Linked DNA regions of Homo sapiens: regions 2, 3 and 4 are each linked to region 1. A link is an interaction called in ENCODE POLR2A ChIA-PET data of the cell type or tissue named here. Cell type or tissue: MCF 10A. All regions are shown on one strand. Region 1 has its middle 19 kb from the start of LINC02639. Region 2 holds the start of LOC124902540 (a long non-coding RNA gene). Region 3 overlaps LOC105376363 (a long non-coding RNA gene). Region 4 overlaps KLF6 (KLF transcription factor 6).

Region 1 (5,000 bases):
CCTGCGAAGGCCTTTTGTAGCCTATATAAAATTCTGCATAAAAATAATTCTGCAGACCATCCTGGCTAACATGGTGAAACCCCAACTCTACTAAAAATACAAAAAAATTAGCCAGGCATGGTGGCAGGTGCCTGTAGTCCCTGCTACTTGGGAGGCTGAGGCAGGAGAATGATGTCAACCGGGAGGCGGAGCTTGCAGTGAGCCGAGATAAGACCGCTGCACTCCAACCTGGGCGACAGAGTGAGACTCCGTCTCAAAAAAAAAAAAAAAAAAAAGTTGCAAAATTCATACATTTTGAATGAGTTGCAAGAAAAAATGAAGTTACTCTGTTGTTTTCATCTCTTTTAAACTGTCCCAAGTCCAAGATCAGTTGATATAAACATGCTGTGGTACAACTTTCCTTGCTTTTCAGAGTGATCTCAAGCCTATGTCCTTATCGGAAACATATTTGTCTGGTCATGACTGACTGTTGGAATCTGTCTGGAAGCACACATGGGAAACACCTGGTATACCTGGTACCTGGTGTACCTTGTATTACCCTCAGGGCTACATGGATTGTGTTGAAAGCTGTCTTTTAACATGATGCCCATCTTTGGTTGTGATGACTTATTTTTTAGAAATTAGTCGGGTTAAAGTGAGCCACACTTCTCCATGGACATTCAGCATATAGGATGTCACAGCAAGGAACACAACTGCAAGTTAGGAGCTGGCATTGAGTCAGGGCACGGAGCAGAGGCTGTATCTCGAGGAAAAACAGTCGGCGTGAAGTTGTGTGAAGGGGGCATAAAAGTGACTCAGAACTCCGTCTGATCGTGGAGGACTGAGAGGGCAAAAGTTCTTGCTTGGCGGGGCGTGGTGGCTGATGCCTGTAATACCAGCACTTTGGGAGGCCAGGGTGGGTGGATCACTTGAGCTCAGAAGTTCCAGATCAGCCCTGGAAAGTTGGTGAGACCCCATCTCTACAAAAATTAGCTGGGCGTGGTGGCATGTGCCTGTAGCCCCAGCTCCTAGGGAGGCTGAGGTGGGAGTATTGCCAGAGCCCAGAAGGTCACGGCTGCAGTAAGCCAAGATGGTGCCGCTGTACTCCAGTCCGGGTGACAGAGTGAGATCCTGTCTCCAAAAAAAAAAGATTAGAAAGTTATTGCTCAAGTGATATTTCCATGAAAGTACAACTTAGTGACAAATTACCCATTATTTGAACGCTACAACTTTCACAGAACAAGTTGGACAATGTGTATAGAAGCAAGTTTCTTAACAAACAAGCTATATTACTTAGGAGTAAGGAAGGGGAATGTGGCATCTCATTTCAGACTCTTAACTTCCTCTTTTGAGTCTGACACATCTTCTATATTTTCTTAAGGCCTCCCAGAAGCAAACAGGCAAGGCTGGAAAAAGGAAGTTAAATAGTGATTTGCTCAATTTGAAAGAAACATAACTTTTTCACATGATACCAAACGTTTCCCAAATGAAACACTCCCTACCCTGCCCCAGCATGCAACTTTCCAACTAAATCTGGCCCAAGTAAGTCGTCTCATCAGCTGGATTAAATATACTTTCTTCATCTTTGGCTGGGTCTTACCAAAATGAGTGATTCAACTTCTTAGGAGAGATTGCTGCAAGGGTTACACCAACAGATAAATATGGGAATTTCTTTCACACTTGCTCGTTTCAGACCAATAGCAGAGCTAGGTAAACAGTGATCTCATCTTCAGTCACACAGTTTTGCTGACATTACAAAGAAAGGTGTCAACACAGATTTAAGGTGGCTGTCAACTTACTGAGTCCATCATTTTGGCTTTTGAGTTTTTCACCATAGAGAGCTAACTGAGAAAAACGAAAAACTTTTTTTTCTACTTTTTTTTTAAACTAGAAAAGCAATGGCTGCTCCTTAAATATATGTAAAGAATAGAAAGAAGAGAGAAAGGTACTAATGTATCCCACCACCTATATGGAAACAGTATTCATATTTCTCCTTGATTCTGAAACATTTATGATCTTTGCAGGGAAATTTTTGGTATGTTTCAGGTAACTGTAGATGAGAGCTCTTTCTTTTCAATCAGTTCTGAGAACTTGATATCTTAAGTGGTTCTTTAAGTCCAAAATATTTCAGTTGAGTTAAACTTTAACCAACCTAGGTGATTAGTGTATATGCTCTAAAACCTTGCGGAACACTTTGTATCAACAAATAACACAAACCCTGAATTCCTGGAGCATGTATTATGTTTATATTCAAACATAACCCTGAAATGTGTTCTTACTCTAAGTATCTCAGACACATTCTTCTTATTTGAAAGCTTCGTGTATTACTCAACAACCTCTAACATATCTCAGCGATGTTAAAGACACATAGAGAAGAAATGACATCATGAAGCTGATTCTGTTCTTTCAGCTTTGTGTTTAGCTAATGCTGAACAGAGCGGTGAGTCATGCAGTCCTGTGACCAGCCAGGCGCTTTTCCAATCAGAGTCTGTTAAGATCTTTGACAACAGTACCTGTAGTTGTTTGAAGAGGAGGTTTCAGTAGTGACCTGTACCCTTGGTAATAACAGGCTTTATAGGTAACAAAATGTGTTCTCTGCCTACTGAATAACAAAACACCAATCATGAGATAACGCTTAGTAAAGCTGACTCATTTCCTCCTTTACAGATGAAAGGAGTTGTCCAAGAAATGACTATCTCAGAGGGAAATTTTCCTTCAGGTCATTACGTGAGTCTCTTTAAAGCATGGCGGACTGTAGCATTAGGTTTTCAGTTATTAGGTATATTAAAAAGTAAATTTTATTATGAAATAATATCATACATTTAAAGCCCGGTCCGGTTTTATCTTGAAATATGTGATAACTCCTGGTTTCAGATGCGATTCAGAAGAAATAGGTTGACTTGTATCATCAGGTGTCCAGAAGATTAAAATTTCTGTTTTATTAAAATGTGGAATTCACGTTTGTTTTCAGCCAAGCAAGGTTTGGTGATTCTGCAGCTGTCACCCTCAGCATCTCTGTAGGACAGCCTCTTGCCCCTCTTCACCCAGGTCTGCAGGAGGGTGGCAGCGTGGCTTGGGAAGGCTGGGTGGCGGGAGCTCAGAGGGGGTGCAGTGTTCCCACCACACAGCGGCGGCTCAACTGCCCAGGCTGTGGGGTTTCCAGCTGTGTCGTGTTGACTTGAACCGACTCAGCAGGCGGTGCCCTCCTGGAGCACCTGAAGCCTCCAGAGAAATATGATGGAAAACCAAGAGGCCTCCACCTCCCTGACTTGCTGCGACCTCCTGGGCTTTGCAGCCAGGCTGCTTTCGTGGATGCAGTCCTCGAAGCTAGTTTGGAAGACATTTATTTTTAAATATACAGGAAGCCAAATACGTTGAGAGAAAAGCCGCCTAATGCATTCCTCTGTTCATCTCCAAAGTCATAGCTGGTTTTCTAGACCCGATTTTCATCAGACTTTCCAAAGACAGAAAGAGTCTCCTCTACATAGGGCTTCCTTCTTTGCCTTCATCTGTAATGCGAGCCTTGCCCTAGGTTGCCTCTCTCTCTCCTTGCTCCGCCTGCTTCGGAATTCTCCTGTCATTTCAACAGTGGTACCAAGCTTTTTGTTGTTAGGAAATCACAAATTCTGAAACACACTCAACTGAGCAGATTTAAAAATAACCTAGGCTTCTCTACTATTTGGGTAAGGCCACTTGCTTGTTTGGGGTTGCTAATGGGAATAAGAGACTATGTGTGATTACCTCTAGAGCCTGCTTGTTTGCTCTGAGGAAAGTTTTATTGAAGAGCCACAGGCTGCGTTCCAGAACACTGGCCAAACACTTTGCACATGTGTGCTGTTGGGTCCTAGCACCGTCCACTCCACTCCTGGGAAAGGAATATGCCCTGGGGACGGAGATCTCCTTGCAGAATGCCTGTGTGGGCTGCATCTAATAAGGTTTTTTAGGAGTGGTTATGGCCCCCTGTTGGGTTCCTAATAAAAGCCCGTTATCATTTTTAGCTTCTGGAAATCCACAGGTCCCTAATTTTGTAAAAGGTGCTTTCCATGCCTTGCAGTCTGTTCTCCCAGGGAAATTTAATCTGAATACTATGTTGCAGGGTGGTGGTTGGGAGGTAATTGCTAATACATTGTGGGCCCAGAATAGACTGGTCACATTGTATTTCTCCCTTTTCACCCTAACAAATCAGAAACCGGATGATACTGTTTGTATTCGGAGTCTGAGAGTCTCAGCCTCGCCTTATCCTTCACCAGCCCGGACAGCAGCTAGGACTGAAGGTGCACGTGCCCATGTTTTCCTCCCAGCCACCCGGTTCCCCGCTCTGTCCCTCACTGATCTGTGCATAAACTGGGCAGGTCTACTTAGATCTGCTTTATACAGCAGGCTTTTATATAAGCGTTCATTTGAAAACCAAGAGATGTATAAAGGCTTTTTGGCTTTGTTTTGACATAGATAGGATCTCACTCTGTCACCTAGGTTGGAGTGCAGTGGTGGAATCACGGCTTACTGCAGCATTGACCTCCCAGGCTCAAGCGATTCTCTTGTCTCAGCCTCCCAGATAGCTGGGACTAAAGGTGCACACCACCACTCCCAGCTACATTTTTTTTTTTTTTTTTTAGTAGAGACAAGTTCTCACTATGTTGCCCAGGGTGGTCTCAAACTCCTAGCCTCAAGTGATCCTCCTGCCTCAGCCACCCAAAGCATTGGGATTACAGATGCCTGGAGCATAAATGCCTGTAGATATTGAAAAGGGAAAGGAATGTGAAGGAAGTACCCCAGAGGCTTGTGCAGCCTCACCTGGGCACTCAGAAGAGGCCTCTCAGGCAGGGAATGGACAAGGTGCACGAGCCAGCTCACATCCGTGGTTCCTCCTCGGGTTCATGGGAGCTCACCCATAAGGCATAGATTGGTTCATGATGGAGATCAGGAGTATTGTCTTGGTACCAAGTACCTTGGTGTCTGGCTGCTGTTTCGTACCATGTGGCCTCCAAGGCTGGTTGGGCTCTAGGACTCAGATGATCTGT
Region 2 (5,000 bases), 98 kb before region 1:
TGAGGACTAGAGAGAACCATTTCCTATCACAGTCTTTTTTTTTTTTTAAGACAGAATCTCGCTCTGTTACCCAGGCTGGAGTGAAGTGGCCCAATCTCGGCTTACCACAACCTCTGCCTCCCAGGTTCAAGCGATTCTCCTGCCTCAGCCTCCCAAGTAGCTGAGATTACAGGTGTGTGCCACCATGCCTAGCCAATATTTGTATTTTTAGTACAGACAGGCTGGTCTCGAACTCCTGAGCTTCAGTGATCTGCCTTCCTCGGCCTCCCAAAGTTCTGAGATTTATAGGTGTGAGCCACTGCGCCCGGCCCTCACAGTCAATTTCTTATGAGGATTTTTCTTCTAAATATCCCAAAGAAGCCATGTGGGGCACAGCCCTGGGGTGGTGGGCAAATCAAGAGTCAAACTCTGAATGTTTCCTATCCCAGGGAGAGGGAGAAAAGAATCTAATCCAGAGAGAAATTGGAAGGCTTAGTATAAGAAGTCATGCCAGATTATCAGCTCCTATTTTGGGCCAGGCCTTTGAGGGGCAGCGTCCTGAGCCGTGAGGAGCAGGTGTCAGGCTAGGGCCTGGTGGAGACATCAGGAATCCTTACACAGTTCCAGGGAAGAGGGAAGAAAACCCACTGAGGACTGAGGAGGTTGGTCATGCCAAGTGGAGGTGAGGAGTGGGGCTACAGGAGGCTGATTTCCTGCTGTTCAGCAAGGAAGTCTTGGGTTGTTTGCCACTCACGTATTTTACGTTTCTAACTAAGACACAGGACTTCAGGAATAAGATTGCCCTGGAATGTCTCCATCAGTGGCTCTCTCCTGGGGTTGACTTGGCTTCCCACATCCCACCCGAGCAGGGGACATGTGGCAATGCCTGGAGGTAAGTTTGCTTGTCACAAGTGACAGATATGCACCTACCATCTAGTGGGTGAGGGCCAGGGGTGCTGTTGAACACACTGTGTACAGGACGGTCTCCTACCACAAAGAACTGTTTCCGTCAGAATGTCAACGTGGCTGAGGCTGGGAACACACACTCTAACTCTTTGGAAGGTGCTATGGACTGAATATTTGTGTTCCTTCAAAATTCATGTCGAAATCCTGACCTCTTAAGTATTAGGAGATGCCATCTTTGGGAAGTGATGAGGTCATAAGGATGGAGTCCTTAAGGATGGGATTAGGGCCCTTAGAAAAAATGGCCAGAGAGAGCTCCCTCACCTCTTTCACCGGGTGAGGACCCAAGGAGAAGGCACCATCAACGAGCCAGGAAACAGGCTCCCACCAGACACCGATTCTGCCAGCATCGTGATCTTGGACTTTCAGCCTCCAGAACTGTGAGAAATGAATACTTGTTTAAGCCATGTGTATTGTTACAGCAGCTCGAATGGCAAAGACACAAAGCAAGGACATGGCTCTGATATATTGAACTGAAATGTAAATTATATAACAATATTTTACATATATAGAAAATGTTCACCAAGGCAGGCAGATCACCTGAGGACAGATCAACACCAGCCTGGCCAGCATAGTGAAACCCTGTCTCTACTAAAAATACAAAAATTAACCAGGCGTGGTGGTGGTTGCCTGTAATCCCAGCTACTTGGGAGGCTGAGGCAAGATAATCGCTTGAACCAGGAGGTGGAGGTTGCAATGAGCTGAGATAGCACCACTGCACTTGAGCCTGGGTGACAGAGTGAGACTCCATCTCAAAAATAAATAAATAATAATAAAAAAAGTTCAGATAAATATATAATAAAATGATATAAATTTTAGAGCTATAATTTTAGGCTCTTATATATGTCCTCCCCATAATGGGAGCCCACTGCTCTGGGGTCAGTCAGGTCTCGTAAAGCAACATTTTTCTGGCTGTGTTTGAACTATTTTTCTCTAGTCAGAGTGAAAAGAAAGGCAATCCTGGCTTATAAAGCTAAACTTTGTCACTTGCAGGGAAAGAGTGCAGCTGTGTGTCGTGGGCTGGGTTCTGCGTAACCTCGGATGCCTCTCCTGGCCTCAGTTTGCTCACCTGTCTTAGTGTGATAATAACAGTATCTGCTTCAGTTTCCAAGAGGACTAAATAATACAAAACACATATCTTGGTGTTTTGTGCATAATAAACCTTAAATGAGTATTTGCCATCATTTCTGCAATGTTTAGCTTTGTATCTGAATTATTACACGGAAACGAATCTAAATTCAGAACAACTCACAAAAATAATATATTAACATAAGATCTTTTGAGTTAATTTAAAACATTAAATAATATTTCCAATGAGAGTTCTTTTTCTGCCCTTCTCCTCACCCCCCAAACTGTAAAGTGAACAAAGATGGTATCTGTTGATGGAACCCTGCCTCAAAGAGGTTTGGGAGATGACAGAGTTTGATTGATCTGTCACCTTGTGGAAGAGCCCACTTTACATGCTAACAGCTTTTGAGTTCTTCAGGAAGGAACGGCCTGTGACTGGCTGAATCAGCACTCAGCTCCTGTTTACTACCAAGTACAGTACCATTTATTTACCTTGGAGTAACCCTTCACCCAGCATCGCCTCTTGAAAGCTTCCGAGGAGAGGAAACGTACTTCAATATGAAGTCTTATTTCTCAACAGTTCTCCTGGTCGAGTTTAAAATTTAAAAATTATCTTGCCAAGCTTTCTGCACTGTGATTTATGCAAGAATGGTACAAGAATGAAATGGATTGTCTTGGCAGGCTGAGTCACTGCTACGATATCAGGGAGTATCTTCCTGCTGCAGAGGAAAGGGAACACGTCATGCTCTTTGAGTCACAAACCTTCTAATCATCACCTGTCTGAAAGGGGACCTGTTGTAACTGACTCAGCTGAGATTCGCCAAGCAGGCACGCTGAGTGAGTACAGATACCTGGTTAGCAGGTGAGGATGCTGGGGTGAGATTGGCAGCTGTCACTCTCTGAATTTTGACATGGAAGAGGGTCAATATCTGATGCAGGAAAAGTGGGCACCTTTGCATACTAACACAGTGGGCTCACTTACATAATTACACACATTTATCGTCTGTCATTTAGGCCTTGAAATGTATGAATTAATCCTCCTTGTGATGGGAGCGCACTGCTCTGGGGAAAGTCAGCTCTCATAAAGCAACATCTTCTTGGCTGTGTTGGAGCTGTTCCACTTATTCATTCTCTGTTATCACATTCATTGTGCTGGAAACATTCCGGTCAATGTTTTCACTTTTCCTGGGATCCTAGACAATGTCCCCACCATAGCTGCTCTGGAACAAGCAGCTGTGTGGCGATGGTGACTCATTCAACAGAAGTGACTTGTCTCTGGTGAACTCTCCTCTCTGTCTCCTGCCTGAGCTGAAAGTCACAAATCAAATGATAAACCTGGAGCCTCAGCCAGTATCACCCCCGATCTTCAAAGTGGTTCTGAAGGGCCTCAGATGTCTGGCTATTAAGAAGTCCTTCAGGTTTTGTTTGCCTCGCTAATCCTGCCTGTCCTGCTCTTCAGATAGGCAAAGGAGAATTGCGCTAGGCTACAGCTCAGGGCCTTCATCTAAGGCTCTTGTCAACAGCTCTTTGGAGGGTCTGGAGGGCTGGGAAGAAGGAGTCGCAGGTTCCTAAACTACCACATTTCTTCCCACAGTCAAAGTCCTCTGGTCTCCCGAATTTTGTTTCCAACACGACCATGTTGTCTTTGGAAAGGGGGATGTGGGTGGGAAGAGTCTCTAGGTATTCCAAAGTAAATATCAAAGAAAAACTGTAACTGGGAGTTTTTATAAAGGGACAAGTTGTACAGGTTTTCCACTGATCCAGCTGAACCGAGGTCCTGTGGGAGCATCAAGCAGAAATTCCTACCAAAGAGTAAGAAACAAACCAAACGAAAATGATGCACACACAGAAAAAAGGAATAGCGTCTGCTACAATTGCTGCCTGTGCCCGGGTCATTATTTCTATGAGTGGGACCTGAAATGGACAGCTGTCATCGGTCAAGGCTGCAGCTGTGTGTCTTAGCTTTGCCTAGGGAAAGCTCTTTTCCAGACGGAATACAAATGCATTCCTCCTCCTCCTCCTCTTCTTCTCCTCCTGCTACTCCTCCTCCTTCTTCTTCTTCCTCTTCTCTTCCTCCTCCTCCTCTTCCTCCTCCGCCGCCACCGCTTCTTCTTCCTCTTCTTCCTCTTCTTCTCTTACTTCTTCCATAAAGTTGAAGTCCCAGGTTGAGTGAATAAATGCTTTTTGTTCCTTTGAGAGGTTCCCCTAAAAAATGAAAACAGAATTCTCTAACATCTTGCATGAACAAAAGAACACCTATTTACAAAAAAGCAAACAGCACATCCAGCATGCTGCTATGCACCTCACTTCTAGGGTGCAAACTCTCATAACTGTCCGAGGAGAAGCCAATTCCCCTTCACAGGTGAGGGCCAGTGAGGTGCTTCCTCAGGTCTCTTGGTCTAAGGAGAACAAGGCTGGTCTTGACTTCCTTAAGGCATAGCCATTTCCAACAGCGAAGCATATTGAAAAATTCTGGAGTCAAGTTGGCTTTTCAAAACCCACACCCCAAGAGAATGGCAAAAGAGAAATCAGCTGCTGCATTGCTGTTCAGTTTTGCTGTTATTGAAGCTATCTGTTTTAATTATTTCAATCAATGGTGTTCTTATGTGTACTCTTTGGAACTTTAAGCAAATGGAATAATGTAGAAAATCCAATAAATAAGTAAAGGGAGATGAAGAACAGAGAACACTGTGTTTTTCAGGGAAAAGAACAATAGCAGCAGTGGTGTCAACAGAGACTCCTCTTCTCTGTGGCCTTGCTGGCTTGTGCTGCAGAGATACTGGCTCAGTTCTCTTGGCCTTGTCACCTAAGGTCAACACCAGTCTCTCTTCTGTTATTTGGACTTCTTTAAGTAGCTAAAGGTCTCCCTGTGGCTGCTTAATTTCAGCCATCACTACAGTGCTTCTGAGCGACATCATGGTCCTACAGATGTCACTTATGTGTGTAAACCACAGATCTGCACCTGGGCAAACTGGTCCTCATGGAACCAC
Region 3 (5,000 bases), 90 kb before region 1:
CCCTTTTTGTTTCTTTTCCAGGGACAAGACCATGGATGCAGCACATGGCCACAAGGCAGTTTCAAGATGCCCATGTCAGGCAGAGGATGGCTCAGTGGTCTCTAACCCACCTAACATTTCATGAACTTTACTCCTGGTCCCGCTCCCAAATTAGACACTGGAGATAATGGATCACTGTAAGCATAAAAGGGGCTTTTTGTTTTCTTTTACAAATATGCCTAGATAATTCTCAGATACACCTGAGTAACAGCACACGTTCTCTACCTTTCAGACCTGTTGAGGGTGAGAGGGAGACGGTTAATGAAAGGCTGTGAGAACGCGATGCACAGAGTCCAGAGAACTTTTGAGATCATCATTCCCACCTCTGAGTTCCCAGCACTTTTTTTTCCAAAAACCGTTTCATACTTAACTAAGGAATCTGTGCTTAATTATTAGCATTAAGGAGAATAGTGAAGGCTAATTGTGGCCAGCGTTTTATTCTTCAAGGTGCAGAAAAACATACATTTCCTTCCTTCCTTCCTTCCTTCCCTCCCTCCTTCCTTCCCTCTCTACTTCCTTCCTTCCTTCTTCTCTCTTTCTCTCTCTTTCTTGCTTTCTTTAGCCTGTGCAGGAGTCAGACTCTGTATTGCATTTAGAATGAAGATAAGTCAAATTTTTAATCCCTGAGCCAAACACATCGGGTAACTTTCAAGTTCCCCAGAATCTTCTGATTTTCACTTGGGTTCAAAACCACAGTTCCACATGCAGTTGAAGTGGCATTTTCTTCCATTGGCAACTTCTGCATTTGGTATCAAACCTTTGGTTATGCACAGAGCTGAGGGAGAGCAAACCGATTCTTCACGCATGTTCCACCCTTGGAGCACTCACCCCTACCTCTAGGAGAGCCCCTAAAATGAGCTTGAGTCCTCCATCCAGAAACGAACCAACACTTCTCACAGAGAAGATGGCAGGGCCTCGTGCATCAGAACCCCAGCCAATCAGGACTGCAAATAAATACCCAGAAGCTGGTCTCAATGATGCGCTTGGTATAGGAAATGAAAGACGGAACCAATGGTTTCAACAAAATGAGAGCAGAACTGAAAGTCTGCAAATAAAAATTACAGGTCCTTCATCACAGCTTTCCCTCCACACAGGCCGTAAGAAAACCATGCAGTTCTCTAAGAGAATGTTTTTTTTTTTTTTTTTCCAAGAGCTCTTGAGTCATCTTGGTTTCTGTCTCTTGATGTAGAATTGACTCTGAAAGCAATAAAATAGTAAAAACACCTCATTCCCCTGCTTTGCATGTAATGGACTAACCAGGAAGATAAAATGTCCCACTTCCGGGGCTCTTCACCTGACATCACCTTAGTTTGAAGTTACTTAGCTTGGTATTCTGGCATATTTTAGAAAGCAAAAAGCACCTTAAACCTTAACATTTTGTGTCATTTCTAGGCCAAACACTTTGGGGCTTTTAAAAAAAGTACACCAAGATAAAGTCATCATTGACTCTGTTGAAAGAAATGGTAGGCAAAAATAAATAAATAAATAAATTTGACAAATGTATTAAAAATTCAAGGCTAAATGGGTTGAACAAAAGATTGGAAGCCGAGGTAATCTGTGAGAGATCCATGCCCAGCTGGCTAAGCTTTTCATCCTTCGGTTCTTACCCCTGACTTGCTGAACCAGCATGGTTAGAAAATGTGGGCCACACACACAAACAACGTTGAAATTCCTTGGATGTCAAGCTTTTGATTCACGCCCATTCTGTAAAGCATTAGGAGGTCAAAGGTGTATGGTTTTCTGCACTTTGGAAAAGAAGGAGCTGACCATTTCCAGCCTTCAGTGCTCTCTTTCATGCTAATAATTGAGCTGGAATTCCTGAAGAATGACACTGGGCGCTGAGGTTCGTCCTGGGAAGTAGGGGTGGGGTTTGTACCTGCAGTTTGCATAGGATCCTCCCACTGACCTGCCTGTTAGAAAGGACAGTGGCTTCAAAATCTGTTTGTTGTTCATTTGTTTTTCTCCCCATAGAGAACAAGGTGAGTGGAGGTATCTTCAATGAGAAGAAAGGCCTGAGCTCCCATTCTCCTGTTACAAACACACCATGTCAAATATTTTTCGAGTCAATATGTTTTAATAAGTGCTCTTTATTTATTGGGGCTACAATACTACAGTTGAAATTGTTTGCAGACTTCATTGATTTTGACTGGAGGTCCCTGGAAGGCATGGTGGTTCCTGCCTCAGCAGAAACTTGTGTGGCAATAGGAGTGGAGGCCAGAGAGTCCTTAGGTCAGTCCCAAATTCCCTGGGAAAAAAAGGGTTAACTGTCCCTGCATTGAATTAACTGTGGGGATAAAACATTTGTGAATACCATGTACACACATAAAATTGCCCCTAAACAAATTATTCTGGAGATACGTTATTCTAGCAAATGGTCATTCGCACAACGCACACAGCACAGCTGTCCTTTCTGGGTTCGTATGATTCAGAAGGTCCCAGCTGAATCGTGACAGCAGGTGCATAAGTGGCCTCGAGCTTTTTCCTCATTATTTCCAGCAAACCCCGTCTCTGTCTACTTACCTCCTTCCTTAACAGCCTTTTCCTAACCAATTCTTTCTGCTCCCCTAGAAATATTACATTCTGCAAATGCGAAAGGAAAAGAAATGGGTATCTGCTCAGTGCCGATTTCAGAGAGTATCTACAAAGCTTTTCTCTTTTGCACAGATACTGCACTGAAGACTCGGAGGGGTTGAGCCGCTGGAGCCACGCAAATTCAGACACCTCTTCCGCCCCAGGTCACTCTACTCGCCCACGCTGCCTGCCACACCCATCCGGTTGTGCGGGACACTCCCCGCGTTTCTTCAGCGATTCTTATCGGGCTCCCTCCTTGTTCAATAAAGGTGAAGGGTGTGGGGTTTTCTGTGCATACGCTCAGGAAGTTGAGTCCCGGTGAAACGTGTCAGGTTGCCATTTCCCAGGCTGGAAAGATTTTCCCAGGACGGGTATGAATAGACGATGAAAGTGCACACTCTTACCCGGCTGCCCGACCCAGGTGCCAGGCTTCTGACTCAGGACCATCTGTGGGTGCGAGTGCAGGGAGGTGAGTCACTGCAGCCTTGCTCAGTCCCCCTGCAGAGGTCAGATCCTGGGCCCCAAAAGCTGCTCCAGGATGAAAGCCTGCTCTCAGTGAGACTAAAATCCTGGTCATTTGTGTTCTGCAGTCATGAGCATGTAACCCTAATGTAGAACAACAACTTAGCCAATGACTATTTTTTCTGTTCATGCCACAGTACCTGAAGGAGAATTGCTGCTTCTCTTAATGGTGCCTGCCACCCAACCCAATAGTTAGCATGTGAACGTCTTGCTTGAGATCAGCTTCTGGGTGTAAAAATAAATTTAAATATAGAAAATTCAAATAACACCCATTCATTTATCAAAGATCTCAAATGTTCTATGATCAAGGCAAAAATCTAGTAGCCAAACAGAGGGTTCCCTAGCTGGTTTGACAGCCACACAGAAGGATGGTTTGTACACAGCCACTATTTTTCTAGAAGCCAGGGTAGCTTATGTTTGGGACATATATAAAATACAAGGTAAAGGCTCTTTGATTTGGGGAGGGATGATGGGAGGGGAAATAAAGGCATAAACATGAAGTAACAAGGGAAGTCAAAAATTCAGGTAGATAAGGCGAGAGCTGACGCTGTTGCAATCCATTCTTCATTCCCCATACGTGAGTTGCCTGAGGTTTCTGAGGTCACAGAAGCTGTGATGAACATGATTCAGTAGGAAGCAAGCAGGAATAGGAGCCAGAATCCTGAGTTCTCCTCTCAGCTCTGATGCTGACACTGTGATCTTATTATGTAAGATTAAATAAAAATCGTGTTTTAGACACGTAGGCAGAGAAAAAGTCACCATGCTGAAATTGGCCAAGGGACTGAACAGAACCTGTTGCGTAGGATCTTTTCATGATTCTAAGTTCTACAGGAGTTAGACACAATATCTGAACGGTCTCAGGTCTCTATCTTTAAGATACTAGAACTCAGGATTGAACTGGAATTTGAAGCAGAATACTCTGTTTGCTGAGTGCTGAGTTCTGCCAAGAGATAAATTTTTCTCCAGCCTCTGCAGACAGAGGCACCCTGAGCTCCTGGGATCTGGGGCAGCAGCCTCAGGGCTGTCCTGGATTTGAACGGCAAGTACAGAATTGCACCCATCCTCTCAGTAAACCTGAGCAGTAGACATCCCCATGCCCACTTTAGAAAGAGGGAGGTTAAAGCTCCCATGTGTTAATCAGTTCTCATGGTTAGAAACTTCTGGAGCTGGCATTTGAGAGATCTGTTGGACTCTGAAGCACATCTGTCTTCTCATTTAAGCCCTGTTCTAGGCATTTGCCCATACAGGGTGTGAGACTGGGCTTGTCAGTAACGTCCCTGCACTTGTAGAAACAGGACAGAAGAGGCTGCTGGCATGGGCCACCACACAGGCAATGGGCTAAGAAAGAACAGTCAGGATGCAAGAGAGAAATTTCTCCGAGTTCATAACCAGCCGATTGTGCAGGTGCAAACTTTGTGATCTGTGCACACCAAAGATCATTTCCGTATTTGCCTTGTAGCTGCCACTGTTGTTGTTTGCTAGGGAAAGGTGATAGTCCCTTGAAAACCTGTTCTGTTGCCCTGAGGCCACTTGATATCCAAAGTTTTCTTCATCCCTCAACCACAGCAAGCACTGACCCTCACAGTGACAGAGTGTGGGCAATGCACTCTGCACTCCTGAGTTACACAAATAAGGATTGATTTGATCGTTTCAAAACAAGGAGGTCACTGCAAAATTCAACAAATGCTCAGTAATGCCATTTTCTTCGCTGAGAGCTCCTCCTCTGCCAGCAGTACATGTCCCTCTCTAAGAAAAGGACTCTCAGAAGTGGGCAGATCGTAAGAGCTATGACTGATGATGAAGCAAAGATGAAAATCGTCTTCATGACTTGCATGTGCAGCAGAGGAAACCACAAGTTATTCCCTGCA
Region 4 (5,000 bases), 75 kb before region 1:
TAGGTGTGAAAGCTGTGTTCTTTCTCCGTAGCAATTACAGCAGAAAAGGAAGACACTTTCCTCCGATTGCCTGTGTTGTCCTTTGAGCACTCAGGTCAACTTGGATAGGGAACGGGGCCGGTAAAGTGGGGACACTTGGGAGACTTTGGGTCCATTTACAGCTACAACAGCACTTTTCAAAAATGGTGATTTTAATTTAAAAAATGGTATGCTATAACGCAACAAATGTCTAAATAACTTAACTGTAATTAGACGGGCAAAGGGCAATCTGAGAAAGTCCTAGTTTCCATTTGAGCACAGTTTTCCTCAACAATTCTTTCATGTAGCACAAGAGAAAGCTTTCTCGAGCTGAGGCCAGCACTCTGAAGATGGCGAACGTGTAATTTGAAGTGCACCCTATACTTACACACCACAGAATTGTAGTGCTATCGAGAATGCTGGATCCACGTGACCTAGCCCTATTTTAGCAATAAGCAAACTGAGGGTCGGTGTAGCTCAGCAAATTGTCCAAAGCACACAGCTCGTTCAAGCTAGAACATTTCCTTTCTTCTTTTAGCTAGGTTTCAAAAAATTTGTTAAGCAGACTGAAATTTTTTATACTTCTATAAATACCCTAAGGTTGCAGCCGATTCCTTGCACGGCAGCGCTAACAGCCTTATTTGAACATAACTTAGCTGTCCTGCATAGTCTTTCCATGACAAAGTGGTCAAGTCTTAATAGTAGCCGCGAATGACTATCAAGACTTTAAATTTAGACTGTACATTCGGGGCAATCCAACCATGAGTCATGTTGACATGTGCTTGGGGATAGAACACGCCCACGAATCCCGGCAATAATGTCGTCTGCTCCCCACGTCCTGCCCTACCACAGCTCCCTCCAAACTGCTGACATTTTTACCACAGTTATAGAAAGAAAATTAATGAACATTCCTAGTCTGGGCACACATCTTAACATCCATCCCCTCTCCAATTATAAAATTAAAAGCAACCACTGTAAATTCCCCACGTTTAGCAAAATGAAGAGCTATGGAGAGGAGTGAGCGCTTAAGCCACCTCAAGTAGAATATCCTTGTTGTCACACTAAGAAGCTGGTTCCCACGGAAACACATTGATTTACCCCATTGCTACTGATTGGCTTAGTGTAATCTGAAAATGGACTCCTACAAGGATCAAATTGTCCTGGTCCACACAGTAAAGCAAAGCTGAGATTACTTGCTAAACATTGCTCTAAAAAACAAAAGGCTGCCTATTTTCAAACAAACTCTACATTTAATGTATCTTATTGGCCTTAAAAGAAAAAAAAGAGATGTAACTCCTCTGGCAGTGATGTCATCTTTTATTTTCTGCCCTCCTTGACTGAGAGTGGGCTGAGGTTGTGAGAACAGCCCTCTGGCCTGGAGTCCCTCTGCCTCCTCCACCCCTCCCAGACATGCCTCAGCCAGGTGTGTGGCAGGGCTGGCTGGGGAAGGTAGGCCCAGCTCTAGCTGCGGAACTGGAGCAGGCTGTGGAGGCACAGAAGTGGCAGGGAAACACTCAAGTTTGTCGTTGTGCAGGTGCCTCTGCAATGCATTCCCTGGCTTGAGCAATGGAAGATCAAACCGGCATGGTTCCCTACTGTGCCCACAGCCGGGGGGTTGTTTTTGTCAGTCCTTGGAGAAGAGTATTTGATGCATTCAGGGAGGGCAATGTCAGGCTCGCTGACATCCTCTCCAGCTCCCAGGACAGGCTGTGGAAAGAGGAAGGGGCTGAGGTCGGTGAGTTGTTCTCAGGGTTGCTCAATGAAGATTTGCCCCCAGGAGGAAGCCAGGGTGATGAATGCAGGAGGAATCTGTTCCAACAACCCCCTTCCCCCAAAAAAAACAACCAGACTCAAGATGCTGATAAGAATTCTTTTATGTTATTCCAATAAAAAATACATTCATACAGAAATATAACAATCTTGCAAAAAACAATTTCAAATAAAATCTTGTAAAACAAAATTTTACAAAAATCTTACAAAGATTCTTTAGATAACAGGGTGCTTCCAAAAAAAAAAAAAAAAGAAATTTCACTAATAGAAATTTTTTTTTAATTTCAAGCAAAAAGTTTCTGCTTGATTGAGGCTCAGTTATCACCTGAACAGAATGTACTTCTTTATGTACGTGCTAATTATGAAAATCACAGGCATTGACAGGTACGGTACCCAGCCCCACCCAGGCAAACAGCTCCGACATGTTTCGTAAGTGAGACAAGCCAGTGCAAGTTTTTTTTTTTCCTTTTTTTTTTTTTGTCTTTTGCTTACCTTCTTGCTTAATGGAATTGTTATGGCTAAGCACATAGAAGGCCAAAAAAGGAGTTTTCCAAACCCAGCAAATCAAGTGCTTGGATTCTGAACTGCCAAAAGAAAACTGCACTTCCCCTCTTAAGTAAAACGAAATGAGTTTCTTAGGTAAATGTATTCATCAGCCCAGATAAAAAAAAAACCAGTTATGTGAGCGTTAGTCACTGCTCATTTCCAGGAAGATCAAACAAAATACCAGCCCAGCCAGACTCACATGTGTGTATATATATATAAAGCAAAGAGCCACACCCACAAGCCAGCAGCTGGGTGAAATATCAGCTGTCCACGCCGTGGTATGCCAATTCGGGGAAATTACTCCTTGGAAAAACTGGAAGAATCTACTTGCTGGAAAAAATAGCTTCATCTGCATAAAAAGTGTTCTACAAAAGAATCCCTGTGGTTAGCTTACTCTTAGGTTAGATCTTCTAATAAGGCTGAAATTCAAAATCAAAACCTTAGTGTGTCCGAGTCCAGCCTGGGTTCCAGCATTCTGTTCAGGCCACTTCTGAACGGCCGAAGGTGCCCCATTCCAGACCTGCCCATTTGATGGACAGAGCAGACAGCCCGGAACAGATTCAAGCAAGAAAGTCCTCCGCACATCGTTAAATTAAAGATAAAGCCTCTATAAAAGTTAGGTTATGGTTTTCATTTTTACCTCCTTTATGGCCATTTTGAAATATTTCTTCACAGGCTGTGGAATTTTCTAGCTAAACATTCTAGTTTCTCCTTAAAAAAAATATTTATATATTATCTATATATATAATATATATATATACACACATACACATACTGTACACACAAATATACATACACAAGAATTCTGCCCACTTTTTTAAAAAAGTAGTATACTTTCTGTATTACCAACAGATAGCTAGACAGATATGTGAAACTTGTGCCTTTTAAGCAAATACATTAACATTGGGGGTTTTTTAATACTTCTGTATCTTTAATATGTGTGAAAATGTTACATATTAAATACAGCCGGTGTGTGATCTATACAATTGTTGTGCAAGGTCTATATGAAAGTCTCAAGGTGGCAGAATTGGTCAGATTTTTCCATTTTCCTGTTTTCCATTTTAACACTGACAGTCAAGTTGCCTAAAGTGTTGAACAAATACTGACATGTAAAGGGAGTTTCACTCTATGTCTTTGTGAAGGAGGACCTTAAAGAGATTTTTTTTCTGTATTATACGTTGATACAGTACACTGCCAGGTGAAACAAGAGCCTTAATAAAGCATGCATCGCCCACACCCCTGTATGAGACCCCCACAGAAGGGATCGCTTGCGTAAGGCACCATTATGAAGGTCAACAGTGCATTAACAGCTAGAAAACCAGAAATTAGTCCTCAAGGCATAAATAAGAGAAACATAGCTGCATGAGAAAACAGTTTCTAAGCGTTAGTGGTTTTATCCACCCAACTGAGAAAAATTTTAGGTTCTTAAGTCTAATGAAACATTAGACCAGCAATTCCCAGCCCCAGCTTTGTGACACTCAATACGTGTCCAATTTCTTCTAAGGGCATCACAGAATTCTCCAAAAAGTTAATTCAAATTCAGAATCATTTAAAAATAATCCTGTGTTGCACAATGCCTTTCTGGAAGGGGAGTGTTACAAACTTGGAGGGGAAAAAAAATTGTATATTGCCAGGCCCGGATGGCTAGGGGGTCACTGTATTAGACAGATTGGATCTTAGCTGCTCATTAACTGGAATCAGTATTGCAGTCCTGACTTAAAAATGGAAAAGCATATAGTTCCCCAGACCATGCATGACTTTTTGTATTCTAAGGAAAAGTTAAATTGTTGTGTTATATTTGTAAATACACAGCTTATACAATGGGTTACAAATGAGCTATGTTGTAGCGTGTAAAACAAGCTACTTGACACATTGCACATTTAATAGCTGCACCAGACACTAAGAGTTCCTCTCACACAGAAAAGGGGGAGAGAGGCTCTCCCTCCCCACACCACTCGCCACTCTGGGGTCCTGAGTTCCCACGCCCACCCTCCAAGATTTTCCTTCTTTTTTTGTTTTTGTTTTTTTGTTTTTTTGATTTTTCTTTTTTTTTCTAAGGTGCAGACACCCCCTCCCCCCAAGGAAATGATTGGTGGTCATCTCATCTCATGGTATACTCCTTACACACAAAACATTCAAACTACTTTTTTTCCATCTCTTGCAGTCTTGCTAACCACAAGGAAAAAAAGTTGGCCTCATCATACGGTCAGTAATAGATCCTCAACATACAATCAACCCAACCATTAGCATTCTCAGTGTGCATGCTCACGGCAAAGGCTTAGGCGCCGCTCGGAAGGGCGGGTACCAGTGGCGAGTCCAGGGTCACCCACATACCATGCACCACGGGTGCTATGCCGCTTCTTACAGGACCTTTTTAGCCCTCAAAAGACCTTCCAAGGAGAGGCCCTGGAGGCAACTGGGTAGGGTGCAGAACGGCATGCTTTGGCTGGAACACGCATCCCTCCTTCCACGGCCGGCTCTCAGCCTGGAAGCCTTTTAGCCTACAGGATCCACCTCTCTGCTCCCTCAGAGGTGCCTCTTCATGTGCAGGGCCAGGTGGTCAGACCTGGAAAAACACCTGCAAGGGCAAATCAGAAGCACAGAAGAAGTTAGGTTCCCATCCCTTGCCAGTGTTCTGGACCAGCGCCCTCACCTCCCTGCCCTGC

The links. Peaks named below come from ENCODE experiments on the same cell type or tissue, not always from the same donor. Only the 100,000 strongest peaks of a DNase experiment are listed, where the experiment ranks them.
Region 2: POLR2A ChIA-PET joins it to region 1 with 10 read pairs; 6 of 35 experiments call an interaction of 5 or more read pairs at or near these places.
Region 3: POLR2A ChIA-PET joins it to region 1 with 11 read pairs; 20 of 35 experiments call an interaction of 5 or more read pairs at or near these places.
Region 4: POLR2A ChIA-PET joins it to region 1 with 66 read pairs; 31 of 35 experiments call an interaction of 5 or more read pairs at or near these places.

The regions. Positions count from the first base shown.
Region 1 is chr10:3,850,071-3,855,070 of GRCh38, forward strand. No RefSeq gene overlaps it. Among named protein-coding and RNA genes, the nearest start is that of LINC02639, 19 kb to the left of the region's middle. RefSeq lists enhancers at 1,097-1,453, 2,162-3,361. In MCF 10A, no CTCF peak of the experiment used is centred here; DNase peaks (open chromatin) are centred at 1,631 and 2,411.
Region 2 is chr10:3,752,451-3,757,450 of GRCh38, forward strand. LOC124902540 (a long non-coding RNA gene) reads right to left here and starts at 2,847. Exons shown (of 3, transcript XR_007062364.1): 1 at 2,503-2,847; 2 at 1,207-1,320. LOC105376361 (a long non-coding RNA gene) reads right to left here. Exons shown (of 3, transcript XR_930578.4): 3 at 4,131-4,215. RefSeq lists an enhancer at 2,277-3,476. In MCF 10A, no CTCF peak of the experiment used is centred here; a DNase peak (open chromatin) is centred at 2,731.
Region 3 is chr10:3,760,315-3,765,314 of GRCh38, forward strand. LOC105376363 (a long non-coding RNA gene) reads left to right here. Exons shown (of 4, transcript XR_001747332.1): 1 at 1-176; 2 at 2,704-3,079. Among named protein-coding and RNA genes, the nearest start is that of KLF6, 22 kb to the right of the region's middle. RefSeq lists enhancers at 767-866, 2,282-3,481. In MCF 10A, no CTCF peak of the experiment used is centred here; DNase peaks (open chromatin) are centred at 1,887, 2,987 and 3,747.
Region 4 is chr10:3,774,679-3,779,678 of GRCh38, forward strand. KLF6 (KLF transcription factor 6) reads right to left here. Exons shown (of 4, transcript NM_001300.6): 4 at 1,318-4,912. The coding sequence ends at 4,861. Among named protein-coding and RNA genes, the nearest start is that of KLF6, 8.0 kb to the right of the region's middle. In MCF 10A, no CTCF peak of the experiment used is centred here; DNase peaks (open chromatin) are centred at 783, 1,783 and 2,413.